Regions from separate parts of the Homo sapiens genome. Here region 1 is linked to region 2. Evidence: read pairs that join two places in POLR2A ChIA-PET (ENCODE). Cell type or tissue: A673. All regions are shown on one strand. Each heading gives the region's core, and the rest is flanking DNA. Links, peaks and the distances in the headings are about the cores only. Region 1 has its middle 29 kb from the start of CFAP36. Region 2 overlaps PPP4R3B (protein phosphatase 4 regulatory subunit 3B).

Region 1 (5,385 bases), core at 300-5,299, 120 kb after region 2:
TAAATAAAATTCCATTATTATGCAAATTATGGTTTGAATAATAGCGAAGTGTCACTAATCTCAGGATATATTATTTTTTTCTTTTTGAGACAGGGTCTTCCTCTGTCACCCAGGCTGGAGTGCAGTGGTATGATCATAGCTCACTGTAGCCTCAGCCTCCCAGGCTCAAGAAATCCTCCCACCTCGGCCTCCTGAGTAGCTGGGATCACAGCTATGTACCACCACGGCCAGCTCATTTTTTTCTATTTTTAATACAGACAGGGTTTTGACATGTTGCCTACCCAGTCTGGTCTCGAACTCCTGTGCTCAAGCGATCAGCCCGCCACGGCCTCCCAAAGTGCTAGGACTACACAGGCATGAGCCACCACACCCGACCTACTTGCAGGATTTAATTGTTTTATATTATTGTAGTGGATATTATTGTTTTCTGTGGGGTACACCTCTTGGCTGCAATGAACTGCCTCTCCTAAAGTTATACCCTTACCAGGGGTGGCCTATGTCAAATGACTGGCTGAGGGTAGGAATACATAGCCTGGACCCCTTGCCTCACTTTGAGACAATCCTGAAGGGCCATCCCCACTCCATAATTCTCCACAGGATAACTGAGGCCATAGCTGAAACCTCACTGGGGTCACTTTCCTTTTTTTTTTTTTTGAGATGGAGTTTCGCTTTTGTCACCCAGGCTGGAGTGCAATGGCTCAATCTCGGCTCACTGTAACCTCTGCCTCCTGGGTTCAAGTGATTCTCCTGCCTCAGCCTCCCAAGTAGCTGGGATTACATGCATGAGCCACCATGCCCAGCTAATTTTGTATTTTTAGTAGAGATGTGGTTTCACCATGTTGGCCAGGATGGTCTCTAACTCCTGACCTCAGGTGATCCTACCACCTCAGCCTCCCAAAGTGCTAGGATTACAGGTGTAAGCCACCGCACCTGCCCTTGTGGTCACTTTCTTCAGTGTCCAGTCCCACCTTCCTTACTTCCTCACAGTGGTATTGCTGCAGTAAACTTCTGCTTTCAACTCCCCACCCAGAATTTGTATCTAGGGATCCCAGCCTAAAACAGTATTCTACCAGGGGGCACTGTCGTCCAATGCAATCATGTTATTTACAAAATAATTCTAGAATTTATTATCTATTGAAAAAACCAGGTCATTTGTCCTGTAGAATTTTCCCCTTCCTAGATTTGGCTGATTGCGTCCCTGTGTGCATTCTTTATCTGATACTTTCTATAAACCAGTAGAAGTTCTAGAGGCTTGATTAGATTCCCCTCCACCCATTTAAGCCTGGCTTTCCAAAAGTCTTTTTTACTTCTCTTTTTCAACCTTATGAAATTTAAGAGGAGGAAAATTCAAAGCTCACCAGGATCAGGGGAGATCACTTATGATCACATATGCTTCCCACTGCCTTTCTCCTTCCCACAACTTGGTATCTGCAATCAGAAGGCCTCCCGGATACATACATACTGCTAGAAACAAATGACTGGAGAATGTGTTCCTCTGTTTACAGCCTTAAACACTGAATACCTTCTTCCCAAAGCAGAGTATGATTTATCTTGTTCTCATCTAGGAAGGGAACCAAAGACAGCACCACCATCTCTGAATTATTTGCATGTAGATTTCTATGTTGTTACTAATTTTAAAAGCCATCCTGGCTTTCTTCTGTCAAATGGTTTGATTGTGGATCACATTCTTTCACCGACAGCTGGTGTATTCTAAATCAATTAATCAACATGCATTTATCAAGCACCTGCTGTGTGATCAGTGTCATTCTTGGAGAATTCGTGCTGATTAAATTCTCTGTAAAACAATTAGAAAGCTGTATCTTGTTTTTGCTCTGCCCCCATCCCCAACCCCAATTCACACAAATGCGTTTCAAGACCAAATAAATGCTCTTTTTGTATCAGTTTACTCTTGAATTATCTACACTGTGTTCCATTTTGTTGACAGTCGATAACACTGTGGACAATTAAGATTTTCTAAAGTAGTCAAAGCAGTTTTGCATACACATCTGCCTAATTACGTTATTTTATGTATCTCCTTTTAAGAAAACGTTGTTGCTAAGATTTATTTATTTATTTAAATTAGTATCATTGCAAGTAACAGAAACCAGCTTGAGGTGGCTCAAGGGAGAAAATAATTTATTGGAAATATATTAGGCTCTCTCACAGAATCCAAAGAACTGAACAACCAACCATGAAGAGCGGAAGCTAAGGAAGCTCTGGGGACCCTGGCAACAGCTGCTCATGAACCTTCCCTTGGAATTCTGCCACAAGCATGACTCAGCGCCAAACTTCTCTGGTCTCTCTGTATCTCAGTTCAAAATTCAAAATCCTGGGGAGAGGAATCTGATTGGATCAGGCTGCTGCTGCTCCAATCAGGTATGCCTTGGAGGCAGCATCAGGTGCTTTATATCCCATACTACTCCACACAGAAGCCCCCAGCCACATATGGCTATGGAGCACTTGAAATGTCACTGAGGAACTGAATTTTTTATTTTATTTAATTTTTATTGATTTAAATTTTAAAACTGAAGCAATGTTAATTTTTTTCCATTACACACAATTTTATTATTTTTGTAGAACTACATTTCATTTTAATTACTATTAGTGTTACTATTACTAGATAATTTTAAAGTACATATGTGGCACGTATTTTATTTCTATTAAACAGTGTTGCTTTTACCAAAGATTTATTTCTGAGGACCAGGGGCAGTTGTGAGACACTGGGTGAAAGTTCTGAGCAGAAGACACCTTCAAAGGGGTCAAACACACAGAGCACAATGACAAATATAGAGATTTCTGGGACAACATAATGTAATCAGTGTATAATTGGATACATCTCTTCATCATTATTTGCTGCATTCCAATATTTATTATATCATTAAGGACTATGAAAAGCTGTTATGTCAGACTTCAGTGTGTGATGCTACAGATATTCATCCAATAGTATTTATTAACAAAGCTCTTGTCCTTGGGGAGCTGAAAATGGAGTAGGAAGAGAGAGACAATAAACAGATAAACAAAGATATAATGCCCAGGTATTAAGAGATGCTCTGAAAAAAGAAGAAAACAATAGGTAAGGAGAAAGAGAATGACAGAGATGCTGTTTATCTGGATGATTAGGGAAGACCTGATCAGGTGCATTAAATAGAGCTTGGAATAAAGAGAAAGGAGAAGTCATGTGACTCAGAAAAAGCCAGATGGAATTAGTGTATTTCAGGATCCTGAAGGAGACCTTGTGGCTAACGCCCAGAGAGAAAAGGGGGAAAAGGTAGAAAATAAAGTCAGAGCAGGTAGCCTGGAGCCAGATCATTCAGAGCCCTCGAGACAAGGTGAACAGGGGAAGCCCTTGCAGTATTGAGAGCAAAGAATGATGCAATCCGTTACATTTTTGGCTATGACTCCATGAATCATACAGGTAAGACCTGAAATTATTTATTTATTTATTATTTTACCTAACAGCAATAACTTAAACGTTTTCATTTTTAATTTAATTTTCCCCATTTTATGTAAAAAATTATCAAAACTCTTACATTATTTTCTCACATTATCTTATGAAAAATCTAAATGAATTCTGAAAAAAGTTAATACAAATTTATGAAAAATCCAGAGCTATTTTCCTTCTGAATTAATTTGAATCCTGATAATTTTCTGTGCCCCTTACCTGAATGAAACATTCATACAACTGAATTGTAGGACACAATGATTTACCTCAGGGAATCAATTTTATGTATGATAGAAGTCTTTGTAATGGTTAAGAATTCTCTCAAAATGTCTTGAATGCAAAGCTTGAAAAACAATAATTCACTCAACTCCCTAACAGACATAGAGACGGTCATGGAACTTAAAGACAATCATAAGGGAAGCATGAATGCAGAGACATAAATTCCTAAAGCTTGCTAATGATGTGCATAAATAATCTATATACAAGATGTATACACAGAGTAACTGCCAATTACACATAATAGCTCTCATTTTTAAAACACTTTCTATTTGTCATTTACCTGTGACTGTCTGTATTGGTTTACTGGGGTTGCCATAACAAAACACCACAGACTAGATGCCTTAAACAACAGAAATTTATTTTCTCACAGTTCTGGAGCCTAGAAGTCGAAGATCAAGGTGTCAGCAGGGTTTGTTTCTTCTCAGTCTTCTTGGCTTGCAGTTGGCCACCTTCTCACTGTGACCTCACATGGTCTTTCCTCTGTATTCGTATCTACTGGCTACTCTCTTTGTGTCCATATTTCCTCTTCTTTATAAGGACATCAGTTGTATCCTAACTGATGTACCCTAACCATCTCATTTTAACTGAATCACCTCTTTCAAGACTCTTCCATCTCCAAATACAGTCATATTCTGAGGTACTGGGGGTTATGATTTCAAATATAGGTGGGGCAGGGGAACATAATTCAGCCGATAACACTGTCACTTACTTTTTGTTTGTTTGTTAAGAGACAGGGTCTTGCTATGTTGCCCAGGCTGGACTCAAACCCCTGGGCTCAAGTAATCCCCTGCCTCAGTCTCTGGGATAGCTGGGACTACAGGTGCACACCACCATGGCCAGCTTTACTTTTTATGAAGATAAAAAGTTGCATAAAATAGTGTCCCTATAGAGGTGACAATGTGATAAGTGCTATCATAGAAATTAATTACTTAAAAATTAATTGGTTGAGTATGTTAGGAACATACAGGACAGACAGCAGATACTACCCTCATAGTGGAGCTGGGAATAATCAAAGAGCTTCCCAGGGGAAGTGATATTCGAAAAGCCTTCAGAGGACAATGAGACCTTGCTTACTTTGTGCCAGCACCCATGGTAGCTGTGCCTAAAATATAGTCGCCAGTTACCATTTCAAGATATTATACATGAGCAAGTGATTAGAATGTAATAAGATGCTATGTAAATATTTTATTTTCTCTTTTTATTAATTAGGTAAATTACTATATTTCTTATTCCTCCAGAAAATAAATTGCCAAATGAAGAGTTAAATATATAATATCTTCATTTGTCTTCTTTATATTCTAATGCTTGGCAAAATACTTTGTTGCTCCTTGTTGCATTCTTCCTCTGTCTTTGCCTTCTTTGGATTTTACAAAATAGGTAAGTCATTTTTTTTTCTGGGAGAGAGTGAGCACATGCTTTCTACAAGAATTTTGCATGTCATCCTATAATTGATGATAGCTCCTGAAGATACCTCCTAACTGTGGCAGGAACTAGATTGGAATATATACTCAGCTAAGCTCTGTATTTCTCTTGGATTGAATTAAGTCCTTGAATTGACTTCAAGTAGAATTCTTTATAGCTCTTTTGTTTTAATGCCTAAAATACTGGTCTCTTAAAATGAAAGTTATATGTAGATTCTTTAAAAGAGCCTTGAATATAAGATA
Region 2 (5,385 bases), core at 169-5,168:
TACACCATTTGGAAATGTTTTCTGTAATCACATTTAAATAATATACTATTTGGGGTTTTGTAATAGTTTATTTTTTCGTTGGGCTTTTTTTTTTTGGCAACATAACATTCAGGTGTATAAGAGAACTCTGGTAATGAGAAGAATATGGAAACACTGAAGAAGAGTGAAAAACTTGTGTGAATGATGTTACCTGTTTATTTTTGTTTAAATTGAGTACACTTTTCTAATTGAAATCATAGGGCCATTTAGGGGTTATGTTAAACTTAGTTTCTTTGTAATAGACATGGTTTTTCATATTTTCACCCAAATCTTCAATTTGCACTTTTGAAAATAATTTTTTTGAGAGGGTCTTCTTCTGTCCCTTAGGCTGGAGTACAGTGGTTTGATCACAGCTCACTGCAGCCTCAACCTCCTGGGCTCAAGCGATCCTCCAATTTCAGCCTTCTGAGTAGATGGGATTATGGATGTGAGCCACCATGCTTGACTAATTTTTTTTTTTTTTTTGAGATGGAGTCTCGCTCTGTCGTCCATGCTGCAGTGTGGTGGTGCGATTTCTGCTCACTGCAAGCTTCGCCTCCCGGGTTCACACCATTCTCCTGCCTCAGCCTCCCAAGTAGTTGGGACTACAGGCGCCCGCCACCACGCCCAGTTAATTTTTTTGTATTTTTTAGTAGAGATGGGGTTTCACCGTGTTAGCCAGAATGGTCTCGATCTCCTGACCTCGTGATCCGCCCGCCTCGGCCCCCCAAAGTGCTGGGATTACAGGTGTGAGCCACCAAGCCCGGCCAACCTTACTAATTTTTTAAAAAATTTGTAAAGATGGGGTCTCGTTATGTTGTCCAGGCTAAATTTGCACCTTTAAAAAATTTATTACAAAACTTTGTTGTTGTTGTGTTTGTAGAGACGGTCTCACTGTGTGGCCCAGGCTGATTTGAATTCCTGGCCTCAAGTGATCCTTTTGCTTCAGCACCTCCATGGTGCTGGGATTACAGGTGTGAGCAGTGGCTGTATTCAGCTTAATTTGTAGTTATTTGAAGTTACACAAATTGAGATTTCCAAATACAGTAACATTTTTCTATGTTTGTTAGAATTATCCTTTGTAAAAGGCATCATTTAGGTTATTCAATAAATTAGTCTAGAAAGTTATTAATTTCCAAATATCACATGAAGTCTGTTGTTCAGTAGTGGAGTTAAAATTTAAAAAATTGTTTTCAGAGATGGGATCTTGCTATGATGCCCAGGCTGAGCTTGAACTCCTAGGCTCAAGTGATCCTCCCATCTCAGCTTCTCCAGTAGCTGGGACTGCAGTAATGGGTTAAATTTTTTGTTTCCATTAGCGGGTTTTTTATTAAAAACTTAATGAGTAAGTGAATGAGATGTTTATAGGCCATTTTGCTGTATTAAAATATGTTGACTATGGCAGGCATGGTGGCTCACACCTGCAATCTCAGCACTTTGGAAGGCCAAGGCAGGAGGATCCCTTGAGCTGAGGATTTCGGGAACAGCCTGCACAACATAGCAAGATCCCTGTCTCTACCAAAAAAAATTCAAAAATTATCCAGGTGTGGTGGTGCGCAGCTATAGTGCCAGCTACTTCTGGAGGTGAGACGGGAGGATCATTTGAGCTTCGGAGGTCGAGACTGTAGTAAGCCATGATTGTACCACTGCACTCCAGGTGGAGAGACAAAGCGATTTTTCTGTCTCAAAAAAAAAAATTGAGTAAATTCAGAGGGGAATGTTTAACATTCTTCTTTTAACATTATAGTTTTAAAATGAGCCAACTACTAAATTGTGTGCTCAAGATACATCTTTTCTTTCATAAATGAAGTACCAAATTGTGAGCCTAAAAGGAGTTAGAATGAGTCAAGCTGAATGTCATATGACTGGATATTGAAAAGTCATTATTGATTCACATCACTTTCTTCCTTACTGTGCATAGTACTGAAGTCGTTAATGGAAGAAGATGTACTTACCCAATAAACTTAAGCATTTAAACATGTTGGAAAGAGAAGAGAATCATTATATGATACAACATGAAATAACATACCTGATAGGTGTGACAGAAATTTTAAGTTACTTCAAATCAGTCCCACTGATACTGACTAAATCAAAAGCAGAGTCAAAGCCAGGTGTGGTGGCGTGTGCTTGTGGTCCCAGCTCCTTGGGAGGCTGAGGCTGGAGGATCACTTAAGGCCAGGAGTTTGAGGCTGTAGGGTGCTATGATTGTGCCTGTGCGTAGCCATTGCACCCCAGCCTGGGCAACATATCTTAATAAAAAACAAGAGTCATACTAGGCACAGTGGCTCACACTTGTAATCTCAACACTTTGGGAGGCTGAGGCAGGAGGATCACTTTAGTCCAGGAGTTCAAGACCAGCCTGGGCAACATACTGAGACTCTCACTGCAAAAAATATAAATTAGCTGGGCATGGTGACACACACCTGTAGTCCCAGCTGCTTGGGAATCTGAGGTGGGAGAATTGCTTGAGCCCAGGAGGTCAGTGCTTCAGTGAGCTGTTACTGTGCTACCGCACTCCAGCCTGGGCGATAGAGGAAGACTCTCTCAAAAAAAAAAAAAAAACCAGAGTCATAAGAATGTGTACCTATTTAACACAATTGTGTGTTAATTGGGTTTAAGAAAATCCTCATTGCAGTTTTATTTGGAGGCAGGATGTAACAGATGAAACAGATAAAGAATGATAATAAGATAGCTTATAACAGTGTTTTACCACAGTCTTCACTGAAAGCCCGTGAAAGCATTTCACACATGAGGCAACAAAGGTACAGAAAGGGTAAGATTCTTGACTGAGATTATACAGCAGGTATGTGCCAACACAAAATATAAAAAGTAAACTTGCATTTTCCACAGACTTAGAGCAGTAGAAAATTAAGGAAGAGGTTAATATAAGCTGGAATCATTAAGAAAAACTTCATTCTTGGTGGTGGTAGTGGAAGGAACTGTGATAGGAAAGGAAATACACTTGCTACAAAAGGTATTAAGCCTATTTGTAGCAGTGGTTTCTCCCCCTCCTACCACCAATCCCAAATATGATAATACACAGGTTCAGAAGGGGACATTACAGGTTCTTGAGTAGGGGCCTAAAGTGATACTGTGTTTAAAGAAATGAGTGTGGCAATGTCATGAATAATAAATTGGGGAGGAGGGATAGGGTGGAGCAGAAGATCTTTGAGTAGCAAGACCTTTTGCAATAATTCAGATACAAAAAATGAAAGTCTATTCCACCACGGTAAATGGACTTGAAGGAACAGAGCTCCAGTATATTTTCCAGAAAGTGCTGGAAAATTTAGTAAATGATTAAATATTAAAGAGAAGGAATCAAAGGTCACTGATAGTGTTTTTGAGTCTGGCCAGGAAGGTGATGGTTCTTTCCAGAAAGTGGGAAGTTAAGCAGGTTTACATTAATCTTTTGGTTTGAGGCTTATTAAAAAAAATTTTTTTTAGTGTGTAATATATTAGCCCAGTTAAAAATTCAAAAGGTATTTATTGAAGTCTCTTTCCCACGCCAGATTCTGTCCGTACAGTTTCCCTTGCTAGAGGCCACTGACATCACCAGTTTCTTATATATCTTGCTGGAGGTATGCATATGTAAGCAAATATGCATACAATTGTATGTATTTTTTCCCTTTTATTGGTATAACTGGTAGCATACTGTATACTGTTTTGTGCTTTGCTTTTTTTTTCTTTTCCATCCGGGCTTTGAAGTTACATACAGTAAAATAAATGGAAAGAGTTTTTTTGTTTTTTTTGTTTTTTTTTTTTTTGAGACACAGTCTTGCTTTGTTGCCGAGGCTGGAGTGCAGTGGCGTGATCATGGCTTACTGCAGCTTTAACTTCCTGCGCTCAGGCTCCCACCTCAGCCTCCTGAGTAGCTGGGACTGTAGGTGTGCACACCATGCCTGGCTAATTTTTTGTAGATATGGGATTATGCCATGTTGCTCAGGCTGGTCTTGAACTCCTGAGCTCAAGCAGCCCACCTATCTTGGCCTTCCAAAGTGCTGGGAATACAGACATGAGTCGTCACACCCAGCCCATGAAAAGGTCTTAAAATGAACATCTGGGAATAGAGATAGGGTGAGACTTTCCGGCAGGAGATTCTAATTTAAGAATCATAAAAGGCCTAGCATGCCAGTAGTAGTCCCAGCTTTTCGGGGCTGAGGCAGGAGGATCACTTGAGACCAGGAGTTTGAGGCTATAGTTCGTGATGATCACACCTGTGAATAGCCAACTGCACTCCAGCCTTTTAAAAAAAAAAATCAGATGAATTATGAATTTTTAGCTACAAGGTAACCTCCTTTGAGGTAATAGCTATAAATTGAGAAAAGAACAGAGCTCAAGACTGAGTCTTGTTGATCTGACCACATATATTCATTCATCCAGAAATACCTCATCGAGTGCTGCTTCTGGCTGGTCACTATCTTTTCGTTTGGAATTTTTTTGGAGGCAGGGCGGTGGTTTTGAGATGAGACTGTCTCCCAGCCAAAAGCACGGTGGCATGATTAAGTCTCACGCAGCCTTGACCTCCTAGGTGCGATCCTCCCACCTCAGCCTTCTGAGTAGCTGGGACTGCAGGCGCATACCACCATACCTGGCTAATTTTTTTAATGTTTAGTAGAGATGAGGTCTCACTATGATGCCCAGGCTGGTTTCAAACTCCTGCGCTTAACAATTCTCCCTCTTTGGGCTCCAAAAGTGCTGGGATTACAGGCATGAGCCTCCATATCCAGCCAAGTTGGGATTTTTAAAGTAAGCTTTTGAAGAGTTTATGCAAAGTGATGACATGATCCAAAATACTTAATAGTATCAATCTGTGGAATTGAAGAGAAGCAATAAGTGGGAAACTCATTGGGAGATTGCTGCATAGTCCAAGCAAAAGATAATGTTGGATTGGATTGAGGTGATAGAGATGGACAGAGATGGATGGATTTTGTGATCTTTATTGAAGGTAGAATTGACAGGGCATGTGATGGATCAGTTATTGGTAATCAGGAAGAAGAAAGATCAGTAACCGTTGACTGTTTCCCAGGGTCAGTCCTCAGCATTGGAAAAGAACTCTAAATATAAACCCCATTTAGTTTCTGGTATTTTGACAAGATCAGAGAAAAGAATTTAAAGTTAAGAATGAGGGGCTGGGTGCAGTGGCTCCCACCTGTAATCCCAGCACTTTGGGAGCCCAAGGCTGGCAGATCACCTGAGGTCGGGGGTTCAAGACCAGCCTGGCCAACATGGTGAAACCCTGTCTCTACTAAAAATACAAAAATTAATCCGGTGTGGTGGCACACGCCTGTAATCCCAGCTACTCAGGAGGCTGAGGCAGGAGAATCACTTGAACCCAGAGGTGGAGGTTGCAGTGAGCCAAGATTGCAC

Evidence for each region. ChIA-PET counts read pairs that join two places held together with the same protein. Peaks named below come from ENCODE experiments on the same cell type or tissue, not always from the same donor. Only the 100,000 strongest peaks of a DNase experiment are listed, where the experiment ranks them.
Region 1: POLR2A ChIA-PET joins it to region 2 with 7 read pairs; 2 of 35 experiments call an interaction of 5 or more read pairs at or near these places.

The regions. Positions count from the first base shown.
Region 1 is chr2:55,487,660-55,493,044 of GRCh38, reverse strand. No RefSeq gene overlaps it. Among named protein-coding and RNA genes, the nearest start is that of CFAP36, 29 kb to the left of the region's middle. In A673, for the core only: no CTCF peak of the experiment used is centred there; a DNase peak (open chromatin) is centred at 2,264; H3K27ac peaks cover 1,177 bases.
Region 2 is chr2:55,608,065-55,613,449 of GRCh38, reverse strand. The region is part of intron 2 of PPP4R3B (protein phosphatase 4 regulatory subunit 3B); the gene reads left to right. Among named protein-coding and RNA genes, the nearest start is that of PPP4R3B, 6.9 kb to the left of the region's middle. In A673, for the core only: no CTCF peak of the experiment used is centred there; no DNase peak of the experiment used is centred there.